Linked DNA regions of Homo sapiens: region 2 is linked to region 1. A link is an interaction called in ENCODE POLR2A ChIA-PET data of the cell type or tissue named here. Cell type or tissue: endothelial cell of umbilical vein. All regions are shown on one strand. Links, peaks and the distances in the headings refer to the core of each region. The heading gives the core; the rest is flanking DNA.

Region 1 (11,841 bases), core at 3,865-8,864:
CAAGTAAATGTTGCTCATTATTTAAAGTCAGTAGTATGTAAAATGGATTTTCTACTCTATATTAAAAGTGAAGACAAGTATATCTAACCTCTATAGTATAATTTACCTTTATAAGTAATAATGGATTTGTGTTGTTAAAATGAATTCCTTTTGGCTGGGGCACGGTGGCTCACACCTGTAATCCCAGGACCTTGGGAGGCTGAGGTGGGTGGATCACCTGCGGTCAGGAGTTCGAGAACAGCCTGGCCAACACATCAAAACCCTGTCTCTATTAAAAATACAAAAATCAGCCGGGTGTGATGGCGCGTGCCTGCAGTCCCAGCTACTTGGAAGGGTGAGGCAGGAGGATCGCTTGAACCCGGGAGGCAGAGGTTGCAGTGAGCTAAGATCACGCCACTGCACTCCAGCCTGGGTGACAGAGTGAGATTCCATATCAAAAAACAAAAACAAACAAAAAAAACCCATAATTACTTTCAACTTTCAACAAGCCCCTTGAGCTTTGAAAAGTATCAAATTATAAAGAAAAGAGATTTCGTTATTTCTTTGTCACATTTTTCCTTTATTAAAATCAATGAAGTAATCAAACGAGTTAAGAAAATGCAGAACTTCTATTTTTCTATAACACACACACATTATAAAGTATATGCCTAACACTATGACTAGCCCACAGTAATAGGTGTTTTATAAGTGATTGCTCATTTGAATAAACACAAATTATAAAAAATAAATAATAGGATGTCATACAGTTCAAGTTGGAAGAAAAAACTTTTCTACTAATATATAACAAATATTTATTAAAATTAATTATAAATAAAAGTTCTTACTAAACAGAAAATGGAAGAAATATTAATACTATTCTAATTGCTATCCCATTCCCTTGGCTACTACATAGCTTTTTATGCACCAGAAGTATCGCAATACAGCAGCAGTTCAGTTGAGCTGTCTAGAAAAAATGACCAGAAATTTTAGAAAGTCTGTCACTTTAAAATGTGGTACTTAAATAACAACAATCAGCTAACCAAAGTACTAAATAAATTGTTATTCTAATAAATCTTTTAAGAAACATCAAATTTGAACATCTGCTCATCTGAGTTACAGGTCACAAAAACAAGCATCATTTTAAAATAACTTTTATGGTTATGGAAGACAGAAGGAAGAAGGTGTAATAGTCTTCCTCAGCTGAAATAGCCAAAAGAACTACTAAGGGCTTTTCTTATCACTGACACCTTTCAAAGATGCATCAAATTTAACAACGAAAAACAATGAAGACAAATTAGATATATCTACAGCAGTACTCTTTATCAGATACAAAATAAATATTGTGTTCAAATATATGAAAAATATGTTTTCCAAATAAATGTTATACATACTGGCAATTTAAATGCCTCTTCCACTTACAGTATTTGAAATTCTTTGTTATCATGACAGATCTGCATTATTAAGGAATAACTTCAAAAAACACTTGTTACCCTGCTAGTATTTTTTAAACTTATAAAATCAAAGGAACCATTTACCTATATTTCCAAGCAGTCCATTAATAACTGTGTTATTATCAGCCTTTAATGTATTGTTGTCCTGATTGATGAATTCAAGACTATCTTGTAGCCTATGGAGGGTGAGAAGAAAATTAATTCCAAATTCATTTTATGGTTTAAGGACAATTCTTTGTACATCCTGATGAAATTTTAAGTGCAAAAACAGTTTCTTCCTATTAGCATTACAAATTAACTAACATAATCATTTAAATCAGAGGTTGGTAAACTATAGCCTGGAGTGCCAGATCTAGTCTGCTGCCTCTTTTTGTAAATAAAGTTTTATTGGAACACAGCCATGCCCATTCATTTATATACTGTGTATGAATGCTTTGATGCTGCAACAGCAGAGCTGAGAAACTACAACCCATTGTCTGGCTCACAAAGCCAAAAAAATATATATATATTTTTTTTTATTATTATATTTTAAGTTTTAGGGTACATGTGCACAATGTGCAGGTTTGTTACATATGTATACATGTCCCATGTTGGTGTGCTGCACCCATTAACTTGTCATTTACATTAGGTATATCTCCTAATGCTATCCCTCCCCCCTCACCCCACCCCACGACAGGCCCCAGTGTGTGATGTCCCCCTTCCTGTGTCCATGTGTTCTCATTGTTCAACTCCCATCTATGAGTGAGAACATGTGGTGTTTGGTTTTTTGTCCTTGTGATAGTTTGCTGAGAATGACGGTTTCCAGCTTCATCCATGTCCCTACAAAGGACATGAACTCATCCTTTTTTATGGCTGCATAGTAGTCCATGGTGTATATGCGCCACATTTTCTTAATCCAGTCTATCACTGTTGGACATTTGGGTTGGTTCCAAGTCTTTGCGCCAAAAAATATTTACTATCTGGATCTTTAAAGTAGAAGTTGCTGAACCTGATTTAGATTACAAACAAGGTTTCCCCTCATATTTTAGACCTAAAAATATTTTCTAATTATCTGTTAGGGAGAGGTGGAAGCTAGGAGGAAGAAGAGGAGAATAAATCATTAGGCAAATATCCAAAAACTATCTTTACTGTAATATATTACAAATAACCTATATCACTTCTTTTAGTGTCTCTTTCAGGATAAGAAAAATAAAAGTACTTTATGCTTTTAGTGCAAAATATCCTTTCTAGAGATTTTAGGAATTATCAGAACTTAGAAAAGGTGAAAAAACTCTGGTGATTATGGCTAACATCAGTGATTCCAACATGGAATCTTTAATTTCTACTTTAGTAGATCTCTAATTTCTACTTTTAAAAATCAGTATTTTTGGCTTCAATATTTTTTAAGGCATCCATAATATTTTAAAGGATACCCCCCATGGCCGGGCATGGTGGCTCATGCCTGTAATCCCAGCACTTTGGGAGGCCGAGGCAGGCAGATCACTTGAGGTCAGGAGTTTGACACCAGCCTGGCCAACATAGTGAAACCCTGTCTCTACTAAAAATACAAAAAAAAAAAAAAGTCAGCCGGGCGTGGTGGCCTGCGCCTGTAGTCCCACCTACTCTGGAGGCTGAGTCAGGAGAATCGCTTGAACCCAGGACAGAGGTTGCAGTGAGCTGAGATCACGCCACTGCACTCCACCGTGGTGACACAGTGAGGCTCCATCTCGAAAAAAAAAAAAAAAGACTACCTCCCACTTTCCTTCCAAAGAGTTACAGGTATTAGAAACTTAGCTAATAAAACTCTTCCAAACAGGTCTTTTTAAGGCATTAACAATTAATGGGGGCTCTACAGAATTTCTGTAGTCTGGAGTAGCTTCCTTGCTGCCTTTGACCTTGGGTTACCCCCAGGGGCTCTGACTAGCCAATGAGTCTTGCTCTGATATGGCACCTGCAAAATCTCTCTCTGGGGTCTTCCACTGCCTAACTTTAGCCCCAGTAATTTACTAGGTTCTGGCACATGGCCCATGATCCTGACACCAGGCCTGCCTTTGTTTCAGCTTCACTATTCTAATCTTTGCATTAATAGCTTGTAATACCCTGGTGGCTATCATTATATAGTGTATATGTGCAATATCAGTATGGCTGACCTAGGTCAGTCCTGTCTTTAGGGTTAATTTCGTAGGGGATCTGAAAATTGAAGAGCACCAACCCTACAGATTGTGGTAACTCAGGTAACTCAGCGTGGTACCGCAAAACTGAAAAATCAGCATGTTGCCCTAAGACGGAAATCCATTCAACATTCTACTTCCAGATACTGCTTCTAGCAATTCACAGAAACAGAAACCACATCTCATGTTTCTCAACTAAACTCAATTAAGAGTGAAATCTGGCTTCCATGAACTTTTAAACTTAAGGAAAGACAGAAAATCTGAACTTGTGCTGCAGTCCTAAAAGCAGTTGGTTAGTTTTCATACTTTGCACATCTAAAGTGATACATTTCCCCCTGTATCCATAAGCACTTACGTATTGAGACTCCCACAAATACTGCTGCCAGTCCGAGCAGTAAACACTTTGCTGAGCATGAGCTGTGGAGGGGAACTATGAAGAAAAAGAGAAAGAGAGAGACCAAAACTAAAATATAATGACCTTTTGGATTTATTATAAATAAAAATGTGTAAGTCACAGAGGTTTCACAGCATAGCTGCAAGAGCCATGAAGTAGCATTAAAACCATAGAACATGTTAAATGGAGTATGACAAGCTCAATCTGAGTGAAGATCATATAAAATTCTCTCTAAAAAAACGAAAATATCTAAAAATGGGACTCGTTAAAAAAAAATCAGAAAACCTCTCACCGAATCTGATGAATTTTTAAGGTGGATCCTTTGTAGCTCATTGCTACTGAGCCAAACATCATCTCTCCAAGCATATTGGCATCAGAAGAGCACCGAGAACCCTAAACAATAACCACATATTAACAAACTGTGTTAATTAAAAGCTTATGACTATTTCATATGTTGATTTTTATTAAAAATTCTTGATATAGTTATTCTACATTAAGAGTTGTACTTCTACACTGTATACGCTGTTCTGCAACTCGATTTTCTTCCTTTTAAAATGTTTTCTTGATGTAACCATGTTGTTACACATAAATTTGACTAATTCCTTTTAAGAGCTGTACAATATTTTATTGTATGAAAATACTACAGTTTGTCAGACCAGTTCCCTTTACTCACGGGCATTTAAGTCACTTCCAGATTTTTGCTATTACCAATAATGCAAAAGCAGGCATTCTTAACCACATCTTATGCATATGCAATGTTTCTCCAGGATAGATAATAAGTGAAATTCAAAGAATATGCAGAATAATTTTTACTACTCCTGTTGTATATAAGAAGCATCCATAAATGGGGCAATTTATATCTATTTTGTATTTCTGTAAAGACATATCTGTGATCTACAGTTTCAATACTATGCCTATGAAAATCCTAATGGCATTTTTTACAAAAACAGAAAAACATATTAAAATTCACATGAAACCACAGAAGACCACAACCTTCTTCTTCAAGAAGCAGCAGCCAAATCAACCTTGAAAAAGAACAAAGCTGGTGGGCATTACACTTCCTGATTTCAAATTATACTACAAAGCTACAGTAGTGAAAACAGTAAGGTACTGACATTAAGACAGACATATAGACCAATGGAACAGAACAAACAGCCCAGAAATAAACCTACATGTATACAGTCAACTTATCTTCAAGAAGGGTGCTAAGAATACACAATGGGGACAGGATAGTCTCCTTAACAAATGCTTCTTGGAAAACTGGATATCCACATGCGAAAGAATAAAACTGGTGTCCTATATCATGCACAAAAATCAACTGAATATAGATTAAAGGCTTACATGTATGACCTGAAACTGTAAAACTCCCAGAAGAAAACAGGAGAAAAGCTTGATGACATTGGTCTTAGCAATAATTTCACAGATATGACACCCAAAGCACAGGTAACAACAGCAAAAACAGACAAGTGGGACTACATCAAACTAAAATGTTTCTGCACAGCAAAGAAAATAATCAAGAGGGCAAAAAGATAAAATATGGAATGGGAAAAGATAAAATATGGAATGGGAAAAAATACTTGCAAACCATGTATCTGATAAGGGATTTGGCTTCAAAATGTACCAGAAACCCCTACAACTCTATAGTAAAAACTAATAACGCAATTAAGGTCTTGAATAAACATTTCTCCAAAGAATTCATACAAATGACCAACTGATACAGGAGAAACGCTCAACATTTCTAATCAGAGAAATGTAAATCAAAACCACAAAACCTGTCAGGTTGGCTATAATCAAAAAAGCAAAGACAACAAGTGGTGAGGATGTGGGAAAACTGGAGCCCTTGCACATTGTTGTAGGAATGCAAAATGGTATTGTACTTATGGAAAACAACATGGCAAGTCCTCCAAAAATTAAAAATAGAACTACCATGTGATCTGGCAATTCCACTTCTGGGCATTTTTCCAAAATAATTAAAATCAGGATCTCAAAGAGATGTTAGCACTCCTATATTCATTACAGCACTATTCACAATAGCCAAGATGTGAAAATAACCCTAAATGTCCACTGACAGATGCATGGATAAATGAAATATAATAAATACATAGAATGAAACACTATTCAGTTTTCAAAAAGAAGAAAATTCTGCAACACGCAACACGGATGAATCTTAAGGACGTTAGGCTAAATGAAATAAGCCAGTCACAAAGAGATAAATACTGCATGATAAGATAAATACTCCACTTATATGAGGTATTTAAAATAGCCAAATTTACAGAATCAAAGAGTAGAATGGTAGTTACCAGGGGCTGGGGTGAGGGGGAAATGGGGAGTTACTAATCAATGGCATTAAATTTCAGTCAAGCAATTTGAATAAGCTCTAGAAATCTATAGTGTAACACTGTACATGTAGAAAACAATTCATTGTACACTTAAAAATTTAAGAGGGTAGATCTCATGTTCTTCCCACAATTTTTTTTTTAAAGACTTCCTTGAGGCTAGCGCGGTGGATCACGCTTGTAATACCAGCATTTTGGGAGGCTTAGGCGAGAGGATCACAAGGTCAGGAGTTCAAGACCAGCCTGGCCAACATGGTGAAACCCCATCTCTGCTAAAAATACAAAAAATTAGCTGGGCATGGTGGTGCATGCCTGTAATCCCAGCTACGCGGGAGGCTGAGGCAGGAGAATCGCTTGAGCCCAGGAGGCAGAGGTTGTAGTGAGTGGAGATCACGCCATTGCACTCCAGCCTGGGCGACAGAGCAAGACTTCCTTGAAACATTATAATGTCTTGTTTCCAAAGAACCTCCTGATTAAAAAGTTATTCTCTTTCATTATTCTTTGTCTTCACAGGAGTCAGACAATAGTTAAAGATTGAGCTTATCCATTTGGTTACTATTTAGATATCATGGCAAATATCACTTTTTACCTACCAAGTATCTATTCTCTAATTCTTCCTCATTTTTTGAAGTCCAGTTTGTTTTAGGGCAGTAATGTGCACAAATGAAAAAAATTTCATTTCACAGCCTCACTTGAAGATAGGAGATTTAGAATAATTTTTATACTTAAAAGATCAGTGTTATGGTTGAAGTAGCAATTTTCAGAACTATTCATTTACATGCATTTGACACAGGCCTGGTCAGTAAGATGTAAATGGAAGTCACTACAGATGGAGATGTCATATTATAACAACAATGCAACAAGTACACACTAACTCTAAGTAGAAAGATAAGGGAACCATGGTCTCTGAGGGTATCTGGAAGCCCAGTATCATACCTAGATAGTACACTTTTAGGGTTATCATGTATGTCAGCAACGCAACCCCTAATTTGTTTAAGCCACTGTTTAGAGAGTGTCCCAATACCATTCTTAACTGATGCAATTATATAAAATCAAAAAATAAATGGTTTCTAAAATATTTAGGAAAATTCTAATAACCATAAAGTGAAGAGAATCCCCATTTTACAACTGGAGACCAGGATATACAGCTGCACACTGTTTTTCGTTTTATCATGTGACTCTTTTACTCCTTTATCTCTTTACTACCTATCTTAAATTGTCCTATTATTAGGGTTAAGATAATCCACGTTTAAATATTTGTACTTTTCTTTAAAAAGACACCTTCAAGTAGCAACACATTTTTTAATACATGGCTATTTTTATATCAGTTTCACATTTTTTTGAGATGAAGTCTTGCTCTTGTCGCCCAGGCTGGAGTGCAATGGCACAATCTCGGCTCACTGCAACCTCCGCCTCCTGGGTTCAAGCAATTCTCCTGCCTCAGCATCCCGAGTAGCTGGCAATACAGGTGCGTACCACCATACCCAGCTAATTTTTGTATTTTTAGTAGAGACAGGGATTCACCATTTTGGCCAGGATGATAACAATCTCTTGACCTCGTGATCCACCTACCTTGGCCTCCCAAAGTGCTGGGATTACAGGTGTGAGCCAACTCGCCCAGCCCACAAAGTTAATTTTTAAGAAAAAAGTCATTTCTGTCATACCTAGGTTACTAATATACAAAGCAACTAATTTATTCTTGAGATTTGGTTAAGATCAAATTTTTATTTTAAGACATAGAGGCTTGGGTACTGAGAACAACATTTCAGAAAAGGAGCAGAAAATTTTTTTAATGATAAAATAGCTATTTAAAAAATCAATGCCAGTATTACTTGGCAACCTAAATTACTTCTGGCTAATGATAGACATGGCAGCCTTCCCTTATAAGCTCATTTTTACCATAATGTGTCTAACTCCATTGTTATTTTGACTGAATTTCTTATTTCTTGTATTAAGCAAGCTATACAAATTTAAATACCAAGGCATTTATTTATAGATTTTACTATTATACAAATAAAATAATCCCCAGAAAGCAAAATACAGTAAAAATATTAATAAATTGCTATGTGAATTTTATGACACCATATAGTTTACTACTAAGGTTCTCTTTGTCTGTTCTAACATATACTAAATAGTTACCATGAATGTGACTGGCAAGGTATGTATTTTAATGTGACATAATCTACAATGAAGCTTATAATTAAAAGGATGCTATTATCATTATTGTCTATTTTAAAATGCCTTATTTAAAAGGTCTATTCTAAGTACTCATTCCTGGAAGCTAATAATCTGTTAAACCCTGTGTAACTCAAAGACAATGTTCCACTTACCTGAAATTATATACATTTAAAAAAAATTATTATTATGCTTTTTAGTTCTGGGATACATGTGCAGAATGTGCAGGCTTGTTACATAGGTATAAAAGTGCCATGGTGGTTTGCTGCATCCATCAACCTGTCATCTACATTAGGTATTTTTCCTAATGCTATCCCTCCCCCTAGCCCCCCACCCCCCAATAGGTCCTGGTGTGTGATGTTTCCCTCCCTGTGACCATGTGTTTTCACTGTACAACTCCCACTTATGAGTGAGAACATGCAGTGCTGGTTTTCTGTTCTTGTGTTATTTTGCTGAGAATGATGGTTTCCAGCTTCATCCATGTCCCTGCAAAGGACACGAACTCATCCTTTTTTATGGCTGCACAGTATTCCATAGTGTATATGTGCCACATTTTCTTTATCCAGTCTATCATTGATGGACATTTGGGTTGGTTCCAAGTCTTTGCTATTGTGAATAGTGCTGCAATAAACATATGTATCCATGTGTCTTTATACTAGAATGATTTATAATCCTTTGGGTACATACCCAGTAATGGGATTGCTGGGTCAACTGGTATTTCTGGATCTAGATCCTGGAGGAATTGGCACACTGTCTTCCATAATGGTTGAACTAATTTACACTCCCACCAACAGTGTAAAAGTGTTCCTATTTCTCCACATCCTATCCAGCATCTTTTGTTTCCTGACTTTTTAATGACTGCCATTCTAACTGGCTTGAGATGCTTATCTCATCATGGTTTTGATTTGCATTTCTCTGGTGACCAGTGATAAAGAGCTTTTTTTTCATGTTTGTTGGCCGTGTAAATGTCTTCTTTTGAGAAGTGTCTGTTTGTATCCTTCACCTACTTTTTGATGGGGTTGTTTGTTTCTTGTAAATTTGTTTAGTTCCTTATAGATTCTGGATATTAGCCCTTTGTCAGATGGGCTAATTGCAAAAGTTTTCTCCCATTCTGCAGGTTGCCTGTTGACTCTGATGATAGTTTCTTTTGCTGTGCAGAAGCTCTTTAATTAGATCCCATTTGTCAATTTTGGCTTTTGTTGCCATTGCTTTTGCTGTTTTAGTCATAAAGTCTTTGCCTATGCCTATGTCCTGAATGGTATTGCATAGGTTTTCTTCTAGGGTTTTTATGGTTTTAGGTCTTACGTTTAAGTCTTTAATCCATCTTGAATTGATTTTTGTATAAGGTGTAAGGAAGGAATCCAGTTTCAGTTTTCTGCATATGGCTAGCCAGTTTTCCCAACATCATTTATTAAATAGGGAATCCTTTCCCCATTGCTTGTTTTTGTCAGGTTTGTCAAAGATCAGATGGTTGTTGATGTGTGGCATTATTTCTGAGGCCTCTGTTCTGTTCCACTGGTCTATGTATCTGTTTTGGTACCAGTACCATGCTGTTTTGCTTACTGTAGCCTTGTGGTATAGTTTGAAGTCAGGTAGCGTGATGCCTCCAGCTTTGTTCTTTTGGCTTAGGATTTTCTTGGCTATACAGGCTCTTTTTTGGTTCCATATGAAATTTAAAGTAGTTTTTTCTAATTCTGTGAAGAAAATCAATGGTAGATTGATGGGGATAGCATTGAATCTATAAATTACTATAGGCATGATAGCCATTTTCACGATACTGATTCTTCCTATCCATAAGCATGAAATGTTCTTCCATTTGTTTGTATCCTCTCTTTTTCCTTGAGCAGTGGTTTGTAGTTCTCCTTGAAGAGGTCCTTCACATACCTTGTAAGTTGGATTCCTAGGTACTTTATTTTCTTTGTAGCAATTGTGAATGGGAGTTCACTCACGATTTGGCTGTTTGTCTATTACTGGTGTATAGGAATGCTTGTGATTTTTGCACATTGATTTTGTATCTTGAGACTTTGCTGAAGTTGCTTAACAGCTTTAGGAGATTTTGGCCTGAGACAATGGGGTTTTCTAAATATACAATCATGTCATCTGCAAACAGCAACAATTTGACTTCCTCTCTTCCTATTTGAATACCCTTTATTTATTTCTCTTGCCTGATTGCCCTGGCCAGAACTTCCAATACTATGTTGAATAGGAGTGGTGAGAGAGGATATCCTTATCTTGTGCTGGTTTTCAAAGGGAATGCTTCCAGCGTTTGCCCATTCGGGATGATACTGGCTATGGGTTTGTCATAAATAGCTCTTATTATTTTGAGATATATTCCATCAATACCTAGTTTATTGAGAGTTTTTAGCATGATAGGGTGTTGAATTTTATCGAAGACCTTTTCTGCATCTGAGATAATCATGTGATTTTTGTCATTGGTTCTGTTCATGTGATGGATTACATTTATTGATTTGCATATGTTGAACCAGCCTTGCATCCCAGGGACAAAGGCGACTTGATCGTGGTGGATAGGCTTTTTGGTGTGCTGCTGGATTCAGTTTGCCAGTATTTTATTGAGGATTTTCCCATTGATGTTCATCAGGGATACTGGCCTGAAATTTTCTTTTTTTGTTGTGTCTCTGCTAGGTTTTGGTATCAGGATGATGTTGGCCTCATAAAATGAGTTAGGGAGGATTTCCTTTTTTTCTATTGATTGGAATAGTTTCAGAAGGAATGGCACCAGCTCCTCGTTGTACCTCTGGTAGAATTTGGCTGTGAATCAGTCTGGTCCTGGACTTTTTTTTGGTTGGCAGGCCATTAATTACTGCCTCAATTTCAGAACTTGCTATTGGTCTATTTAGGGATTTGACTTCTTCCTGGTTTAGTCTTGGGATGGTGTATGTGTCCAGGAATTTATCCATTTCTTCTAGATTTTCTAGTTTATTTGTGTACAAACTATGATAGTAGTTTGTATTTCTGTGGGATCAACACGTTTCTTATTGTGTTTATTTGATTCTTTTCTCTTTTCTTCTTCATTAATCTGGCTAGTGGTCTATTTTGTTAATCTTTTCAAAAAACCAGCTCCTGGATTCATTGATTTTTTGAAGGGTTTTTTGTGTCTCTATCTCCTTCAGTTCTGCTCTCATCTTAGTTACTTCTTGTCTTCTGCTAGCTTTTGAATTTGTTTGCTTTTGCTTCTCTGGTTCTTTTAATTATGATGTTAGGGTGTCAATTTTAGATCTTTCCCACTTTCTCCTGTGGGCATTTAGTGCTATAAATTTCCCTCTAAACACTGCTTTAGCTGTGTCTCAGAGATTCTGGTATGGTGTGTCTTTGTTCAAACTTATTTATTTCTGCCT
Region 2 (9,048 bases), core at 159-5,158, 230 kb before region 1:
TCTTTTAAGTTGTCTTCAGTCAATACTGGAAGTAGAAAGTTGACACAAGTTTTGTTTAATACATTTTCCTCAGCTCATAGTGAGGCCTTTGAAATACGAGAGTCACATCCTTCTTTTACTCTGGGATATTCTCTGCTATTATTTCCTAAACATCTTCTTCCTTACATTTTCTTTTAGATATCCTGGAATAGAGCTTAATTTTACTTTGTCTTTTTGTTCCATAGTATGGGAGATTTTTCTCAACTTTATTATCTATTCTTTCAAACAAATGTTTTTGTCTGTAAGAGTTACTTCTTTCTCAATGATTGTTGTTTATTCTTTCCTAATATCCTGTTCTTGTTTCAAGGGATAAATTTTTTTTTTTTTTTTTTTTTGAGATAGAGTCTCGCTCTGTCCCCCAGGCGGGAGTGCAGTGGCGCAATCTCGGCTCACTGCAAGCTCTGCCTCTCAAGGGATAAATTTTTAAATTGCTCTGTGCAGCGTCCTAGAAATGTTTTTCTTCTCTCCTTTAAATATTTTCTCCAGAATCTATAAGATCACTCATTAGGTCTCTACCACACCCTCTCAATGATCCTGATTCTCCTTATGCTTGGTGATCCCTGATCGTCAGTTTTAAGTAATAAAAGGACTGAGAATGGTTTGTTCTAGTATTGTGTCCAGAGTTGGTTCCTTCCGGTGGGTTCCTGGTCTCGCTGACTTCAAGAATGAAGATGCAGACCTTCACGGTTGAGTGTTACAGCTCTTAAAGATGGTGTGTCTGGAGTTTGTTCCTTCAGATGTGTCCGGAGTTTCTTCCTTCCGGTGGGTTCATGGTCTTGCTGACTTCAAGAATGAAGCCGCGGACCTTCGCGGCGAGTGTTACAGCTCTTAAAGGTGGTGCAGACCCAAAGAGTGAGCAGCAGCAAGATTTATTGTGAAGAATGAAAGAACAAAGCTTCCAGAGGGTGGAAGGGGACCCTGGCAGCTTGCCCCTGCTGGCTGGGGTGGCCAGCTTTTATTCCCTTATTTGTCCCTGCCCACATCCTGCTGATTGGTCCATTTTACAGAGTGCTTGATTGGTCCATTTTACAGAGTGCTAATTGGTCCATTTTACAGAGTGCTGATTGGTGCATTTACAATCCTTTAGCTAGACACAGAGCACTGATTGGTGCGTTTTTACAGAGTGCTGATTGTGCATTTACAATCCTTTAGCTAGACACAGAGTGCTGATTGGTGCATTTACAATCCTTTACCTAGACCCAGAGCGCTGATTGGTGTGTTTTTACAGAGTGCTGATTGGTGCGTTTACAATCTCTAGCTAGACAGAAATGTTCTCCGAGTCCCTACTTGACCCAGGAAGTCCAGCTGGCTTCACCTCTCAGTATCACTGAACCAATGTCTTCTGGTCACAGGTTTCCTTTTTGTAGGTGTCCTCACTGTAAGTTTGATACAGGACAACCTAACTGCTCAACTCTATTTCATGGTAATGCCAGAGTTATTAGGGCTTTATTAGGGGCATCACCACATCTAGAGTAAAATGCTCCATTTCTACAAATATTTTACAAATATTCCTTTGTAATTTAATAGATAAATTAAAATTCCAGAATAGAAAGAGAGTAAACTGAGATTGCCAGCTGTTTTCTTCTCTGGGTGCATTTTCTAAATCTAAACATGAGGTATTTAGCTTTCTCCTTGGTGTTTTGCTTTCCTCCTAGGGTAAGGAAGAAAGAGGTGACTGCTATGTTCCCCCTTTGCAGCTCCATGTAACTTCTACCCTCTGCTATATCCAACCTAGGGTTCTGTTGGCCAACTGTTTTCCCACTACTCAAAGGGTTCTGAGGGTATGGCTTCTGTCTTTTGCATCCTTCAGATCTACTTTTCTGTGTCCCAGAGTTCATGGGGGTTCACACTATCTCTGTATTTTTATTCAGAATATTTAATACCAGTTAGTAATCTTTATGTGACGGGTACAAAAGGTTTAAAGGTATTAGATACTTAGAAGAAACCTAGGAAATAGTGCTAGAGAAACTGAAGCTTGGAAAGACTAAATAATTTGCTCAAAGTAAGAGAGCAAGTCCTGCTTTCTTATTTTTCGAAACTGGAAATCTCTTTCATTTAACCTAAAAGTTGGCATTTCTAGATATTAGTCGAAACTCCAGGAAATCAAAAAATTCTGAAGGCTTACTTACTTATTCTATGCTAAAGTAATATAATACTAAATTGCCAATTGACAGTTTACCAGATTTAACATGATGTAATTCAGTCAAAGGGACTCAAAAAGAGGAAAAACCCCACGTTTCATTTTTCATTATGACTAAGCACAATATAAAAAGCCAAAGTGAAAAAAATAAAACTCACACTTCCCTTCCGTAGGCATAGCTTTTAAAGCCAACTCTTACTTCTCAAATTGTAACCTAAAAAACCTAGAGAGATTTGTTTTCCTCCCTACTTCATAAGGACTCTTAAAGTTTCTTTGTTATTTCAATTGCTGTATGATTTTTACTGTTACTCTTTTCAGAATTTCTGAAAAATCCTAAAGTGTCTAAGGCAATCAAATCACATTAAATCTTTCCTAAAAGTTTAAAAAAACACACAGTAGATTTGGTTAAAAGTATGAGCTTAGTCACTGGTTTTATTTAAATATAAACATGATAAAAACACAACAGAGGCACTGTAATCATTTTTCCACACAAAGGTAGAGTATGCTCTTATTAGAAATCTGTAATTCACTAAGTACTTAAGTCAATGCTTTACTCAGTTTATTTCCATAAAACAGCTAATCTGGCATTCATATTACTTCAGAAAGCTGGCTTAAAGATTAGAAGTAGACTAATTTGCACACTAGCTGGGGGAAAAAATGCCTGATTATGACTTCTTAGTTTTATTCCGGACATTCTATATTTCATTCAGTATCCCTCCAGCAGAGTACATAATACACGCTCCATAGGAATTTCATAAATAACTGAAGGTAGCTGTACACCTATTTTAAAACTTACTATCAAAATAATTAAAAACATAATGAAAAATGAAAATTCTAGAATACATAATAGTTCAAAACTAAAGATTCTGAAACTAGCTGAAGAGCTTAGACAAAAACATGTTTATATTTTACTATCTTTTCTTCCACTGTAATGACTTTTCTATTACCAAATTAAGAAGAAAGAGTTCAGGCAATTTTTACAACAAAACTCACCAAAAATGTTGGTCTTCACAGTAAGTGCAAGATGAGTATTATTCCTCAAAATTTCAACGGCTTTCATAAATGTAATATTCTCAAAGTTTTGTCCATTTACTTCCATAATCTTAAAAGTATTTAAAAAATACAAATTAATACAGAACAGTATTAGTTACTCCTACAACCTTAAAAGTTTAATAGTGAATAAATAAAATGAAACTTGAATAAAATGTACTCCTATGTGAACAACAGTTATCTCTGTGAGAAGCTGGACTACTGTTTTTCTTTTTCTCTATATTGTTGTATTTTCCAAATTCTTTACTATAAACTTTTTTTTTTTTGACAGTTAATGCCCTCTGGGATCATACTGAGGAAATTTAAAAAATACCCACACCAGATGGTTTACAAAGGAAAACATTTAATCATGGCAGATCAGCTCATAAAAATTATTGCCTGCAAATGTATATACAAATTTGTCAAATATTCTCAATGTAAATTTACTGAATTTCAAAGAGAGGTAATTCTTTTAAAGGGAGTACTCTAAATATATTTAATATGATTTTCTGCCACTGATTGAATCAGGCAGCCAAACAGCAAGAAGCACAACTGAAATGGGTTCTTCTTCCAGGTAAACACTGCTGACCCTTCACAAGAGGGCTTCCCCAATTTGGCTATACCTCAGAATCATAGAAGCAGTTTATTTCAAGAAGTACTGATTCTAAGGGAAAAGGATAAAAAGATATAATGAGCAAAAACTAGTCAGAACAGAGAGCAGATCTAGGGGATCAACATAAAAATTTCTAAAGGATAAGAAAAAGAGTGAAAAAATATTAGGGAAAGAAAAAAAAATTCCATAGAAGTAAAATTCCCAGAGTTGAAAAAAGACTTGCATCTATGCACTAAAATGTCTCATCTAGTACCATGCAAAAATAATAAAAAGAGATCTATTTTTAAAAACATATCCCAATGAAATTTCTTTGTTCCAAGAAGAAAGAATAAAGAATCTATAAACATCATTGTGGGAAGATAACCCAAAGGTACCTACAAAAGAAGCGCAAAGAGTTTGGACTTCTCTTGGGCAACATTAAGTTGATGTGATAACTTTCTGTGACTTTAGTATTCTGAGGGAAAAGTCACTGTGGGAAAAAAATGTTACGCTCTATTGAACACAAGTATCTTCAGGAAGGCAAGAACATATAATACTGTATCACCCATCTGTTCCTTAAAAAAGTACTAAAAGAAGTACCAAAGACAACTGTGAAATGAGTTGAAATAATGGGGATATACAGTGCAAATGAAATAAAAGTGATCAATGAAATCAGTTAAGCAGGTGTAAATGTCTAAATGCTTGTTTAAAAGCTTATGAAACTTAACTCAAACATCAAAAGCCTTCTTGAAACAGAAGATACATAATGTTAAAAAGTAACAATAATGTAGATCTAAAATCTCAGATCATTTCAACAGTAGTTGGGAAGATTGAAGGAAGAAGTAAAAGCATGATAAATTTCATTCTCAAGAATGATTTCACGTGTGTGTGTGTGTGTGAATTAGATTATTAAATGTGTCTGTGATACAAATAACTGAACAATAAATATACTGATTACAGGATTCTAGCTATTAGACATTCCTAATGAGTAGTCTGGGGTCAGGCCCAGAAAACTCTATTGTGGAAGCTGTCCTGGGAATTGTAGGCTGTTTAGCAGCATCCTCGGCCTCTGTCCACCAACATGCCAGTAATAATCCCCAAGTCATAATAATAAAAAATATCTGCAGACATTGCCACTAGTTGAGAACCACTGTTCTAGAGTGTAGAACCTTTCATAATATGAATGAGCTCATAATTTTTAAAAAATGATAACATGGCTCCGTTAAAATAAAGCCACATTCTAAAATGAAAGAACAAAATTTTAAATGGGGAGAAAGCAAGTTTCCTAAATGATTCTGATGATCAGGCAGATTTGGGAAACCACCCTTTGAAGTACATGAGAATCATCTAGAGCAGGGGTCCCCAACCACCAGGACACAGACCCATGGCCTGTTAGGAACTGGGCCACACAGCAGGAGGTGAGCAGTGGGCCAGTGAGCATTACCGCCTGACCTCCACCTCCTGTTAAATCAGCAGTGACATTAGATTCTCATAGGAGTGTGAACCCTGTTGAGAACTGCAAATGCAAGGGATCTAGGGCACTCCTTATGAAAATTTAATGTCTGAATGCCTGATGACCTGAGGTGGATCAGTTTCATCCAAAAACCATCTCCATCACCCCAGCCCCAACTCCCTGGTCCGTGGAAAAACTGTCTTCCATAAAACTGGTCCCTGGTGCCAAAAAGGTTGGGGACCACTGATCTAGAGAGCTTTGTTAAAAATACAGATGTTCAGACATCATTGCTTAAGAATGTGGGCAATATGACTAACAGGATTGAGAGAAGCCTGAGAATTACATTTTTTATGTAACAAAGTTGCCAGCAGATCACATTTGGAATAGGCTGCTCTATACTTACCTAATGCCTATACCAAAAAATAAAAATCACCATCAAATTCCTAAGAGTGTCTTTTTTCCTAGTCCCCCATTTGGCTCACTTTGCTTATGGATATAGTTATGTTACCATATGAACATAATTTAATGATTACCATAACCTTCAGTAATCTGCAGCCACTTACATTTGAGAGTACTATGAGGTAGAAGTGCTGTCTTCTTCAAAACCTGCAAGGGTGCTAATTCATATATTGATCGTTCTGGAGTATTCTCAAGTTGCCAGCTTATACAGTTTCCTAATCCATGAAGGATAGGCAGGCCCATTCAAAGGAGGTCATGTTGATAGAGCTCAGTAGACCATGTTATTTCTGGCCATACTACACCAAATTTTCCATTAAAAGTAATAAATATATGACAAATACTTTTAAAAATAAACCATATGCAGATACTACCTCTAAAAAAAGGCTCAGAAAAATATTTCCTTAAACTGATCATGCTTTCTGGAAGATGAGAACAAAAGCAGCAGGCATAATACTTTTAAGAAGGCTTGAATATAAGTGGTTGGTTATTTCCTTACCTGATCACCACGTTTCAGTCCTGAATCAGCAGCTTTGCTACCAGGTTCTACTCCTTCAACAAAAATACCAAATCCCTTCTCACTCCCTCCATTAAGGCTGAATTGTAGAGGGGACTCGCGGGAAGCCTTTTGCAGCACAACCTGTCTCCACTTAGCCTTTGCAGCACAGGCAATATTCAATAACCGGAGATGACCATTCATCTTCTGTTAAGCAGAAAAGGATAAATGTATATAAATGTATCTATTCCTATAGGTTTTTAAAAAGTCAACGAAAATTATTAGAATTAGAGTTATAAATATACATGTATAAGCTGAGGTAAACAAAATTGAAGAAGGGGGCACTCCCACGCCAAAGCACTCTCAACAAGATTTCTAAATATGATTATAAGACTTTTAAATTATCATAGGTAGATTTCCAAGTGATGTCTCATTTACAGAGACATGACAAAAAATTACCTATCATTTATTTATTTATTTATTTATTTATTTATTTATTTTTTTGAGACGGAGCCTCGCTCTGTCGCCCAGGCTGGAGCACAGTGGCGCGATCTCGACTCACTGCAGGCTCCACCTCCCGGGTTCATGCCATTCTCCTGCCTCAGCCTCCCGAGTAGCTGGGACTACAGGCGCCCGCCACCATGCCCGGCTAATTTTTTGTATTTTTGGTAGAGACAGGGTTTCACCATGTTAGCCACGATGGTCTTGATCTCTTGACCTCGTGATCCGCCTGTCTCGGCCTCCCAAAGTGCTGGGATTACAGGCATGAGCCACCGCGCCCGACCTACTTATCATTTCTTAAACTTTTCCTAATACACACTCTACTCCCACCTTGCTTATCTCCTGGCTGTTATATAAAACCAGAATCTTTTAAAACCTTTATTCAAAACCTTGAACAACTTGAACCACCTTTTTAAATATTGTCCAATGTTCAAAGAAACATTCAAGTTTTCATCTCGTCCAGAAAAGACTTCCTTCTTGTATTATTTTAGCTCTTCCTTAAACTCAGTAATAGTCTACCAGTTCTAATTCCAGTTTCAATTATCTCAAATAGTGTTAATATGTGCAAATCTCATGTCCATAACAAAAAGCTAAAGTTTTTTTTTTTTAAAGCAGACACCAAGTCTTACATCTGTTCTGATCCTACATTGATGTCTTTGAGTATAAAGTAGAATGCAATGAATACCTGATGGCTAACTGATTACTGGAAAAAAAAATCCCATGACTTTTTTTCCCACATTCTGATGTCCCTTGAATATTTACAAAGCCAACACAGGATGACTCAAATGATAGTGGAGTACCTCTATAACCTTTTAATCAAGTTCCCAGTGTTGTTCACTCTCCCCATTTTGTATAGAGCACATGTGCTGCCGAGAAGTCAATAGGAACCAAGGGGTAATGAAAGGGACCAAATTTGCCAATTTTTCCCACTTCATTCAACTCAATCCACTTATGCTCTGTAAGTAATTAATTACAGCTCTTGAGCATTTGCTATGTCACAGGTTTTGTGTACAGACTGTTATGCCTCTCAGCTCATTATAATCCTTACAACAATCTCAATGAACTAGGAACTACTATCTTTACAAATAACACAACTAAGGCATAAGATCAGGCAATGTCTGAGTTTACAAATCTAGCAAATGGTGGAGCTTGAGCTGTACTCCTAAAACACTATGCTGCATTACTACTTATTTCCTAAAATTTCAAGTTGCTTGAAGGAGGCAACCAAGTCACAGCTCAAAGTTTTATATCTGACAGGGAGTTTAAAATGAATTCACGAACAGCTACTGTGGACTTGGAGGGAATTATCTTAGGTGCTGTACATTTAGAACAGATGAATCCTATATAGAAAGGAAACCTAGAAAGTCAATATAGATTTGATATTTAGGATATGCACTGATAGTGAAACAGAGTTTCAATAGGTGAGGAAAAGAAAATTCTAGCATGGTCTGGATGCAGAACTGGAAAATAAAATAGTCTGATTTGGCTATAATCTAGGGTACACAGGAAAAAGGGCAAAAAGGTAGGCAAGGGACCTGAATATATGGGTGAGGAACTGCTTTGGTAGGAAGTATAGATTACTGACAAAGAAAATAATAGTCATCACATGTGTGTTTTAAAAGCAATCTTTTGGCCACACAGAATGAACTAGAAGAGAAACTAGAACTAGGGTCAGTGAGCAGATTATAATAGATCAGATATATTAAGTCCTAAACTAGGGAGTAAAAAAGAAATGGCTGAGAGAGACCATAAGAAAATATGTGAACATACATGTGTATGACTAAATCAGTGACCTAGGTGACTTTAGCAACTGACTGGAAATCCTGGCCAGGGAATTCAAGAAAAAGAGACTGAGGGTACACATATAACACCAGGTTTATAAGCCTGAGTAACTAAGAGATAAGAATGTCAATACAGAAATGGAAGATTTGGGCCAGGCGCCGTGGCTCAGACGCCTGTAATCTCAGCACTCTGGAAGGCCGAGGCGGGCGGATCACGAGGTCAGGAGTTTGAGACCAGCCTGGGCAATCTGGTGAAACCCTGTCTCTGCTAAAAATACAAAACCTAGCTGGGCGTGGTGGTGCGCGTCTGAAGTCCCATCTACTCAGGAGGTTGAGGTAGGAGAGAATTGCTTGAACCTGGAAAGCGGAGGTCGCAGTGAGCCAAGATTGCACCACTGCACTCCAGCCTGGGCGACAGCGAGACTCCGTCTCAAAAAAAAAACAAATAAATACAATAAATAAATAAATAAATATAAATAAAAAATAAATGGAAGAGTCAGGAAGGAGTGTAAATGTTGTTTTAATTGAGGTGGCAGAGAATAAATGAACAAAAGTCTAGAA

What was found. ChIA-PET counts read pairs that join two places held together with the same protein. Peaks named below come from ENCODE experiments on the same cell type or tissue, not always from the same donor. Only the 100,000 strongest peaks of a DNase experiment are listed, where the experiment ranks them.
Region 2: POLR2A ChIA-PET joins it to region 1 with 5 read pairs; 2 of 35 experiments call an interaction of 5 or more read pairs at or near these places.

Annotation. Positions count from the first base shown.
Region 1 is chr5:131,715,051-131,726,891 of GRCh38, forward strand. It overlaps FNIP1 (folliculin interacting protein 1), which reads right to left. Exons shown (of 18, transcript NM_133372.3): 4 at 4,267-4,367; 5 at 3,936-4,010; 6 at 1,515-1,606. Among named protein-coding and RNA genes, the nearest start is that of FNIP1, 76 kb to the right of the region's middle. In endothelial cell of umbilical vein, for the core only: no CTCF peak of the experiment used is centred there; a DNase peak (open chromatin) is centred at 5,891.
Region 2 is chr5:131,486,374-131,495,421 of GRCh38, forward strand. RAPGEF6 (Rap guanine nucleotide exchange factor 6) reads right to left here. Exons shown (of 28, transcript NM_016340.6): 14 at 6,209-6,412; 15 at 3,173-3,281. Among named protein-coding and RNA genes, the nearest start is that of RAPGEF6, 140 kb to the right of the region's middle. In endothelial cell of umbilical vein, for the core only: no CTCF peak of the experiment used is centred there; a DNase peak (open chromatin) is centred at 2,308.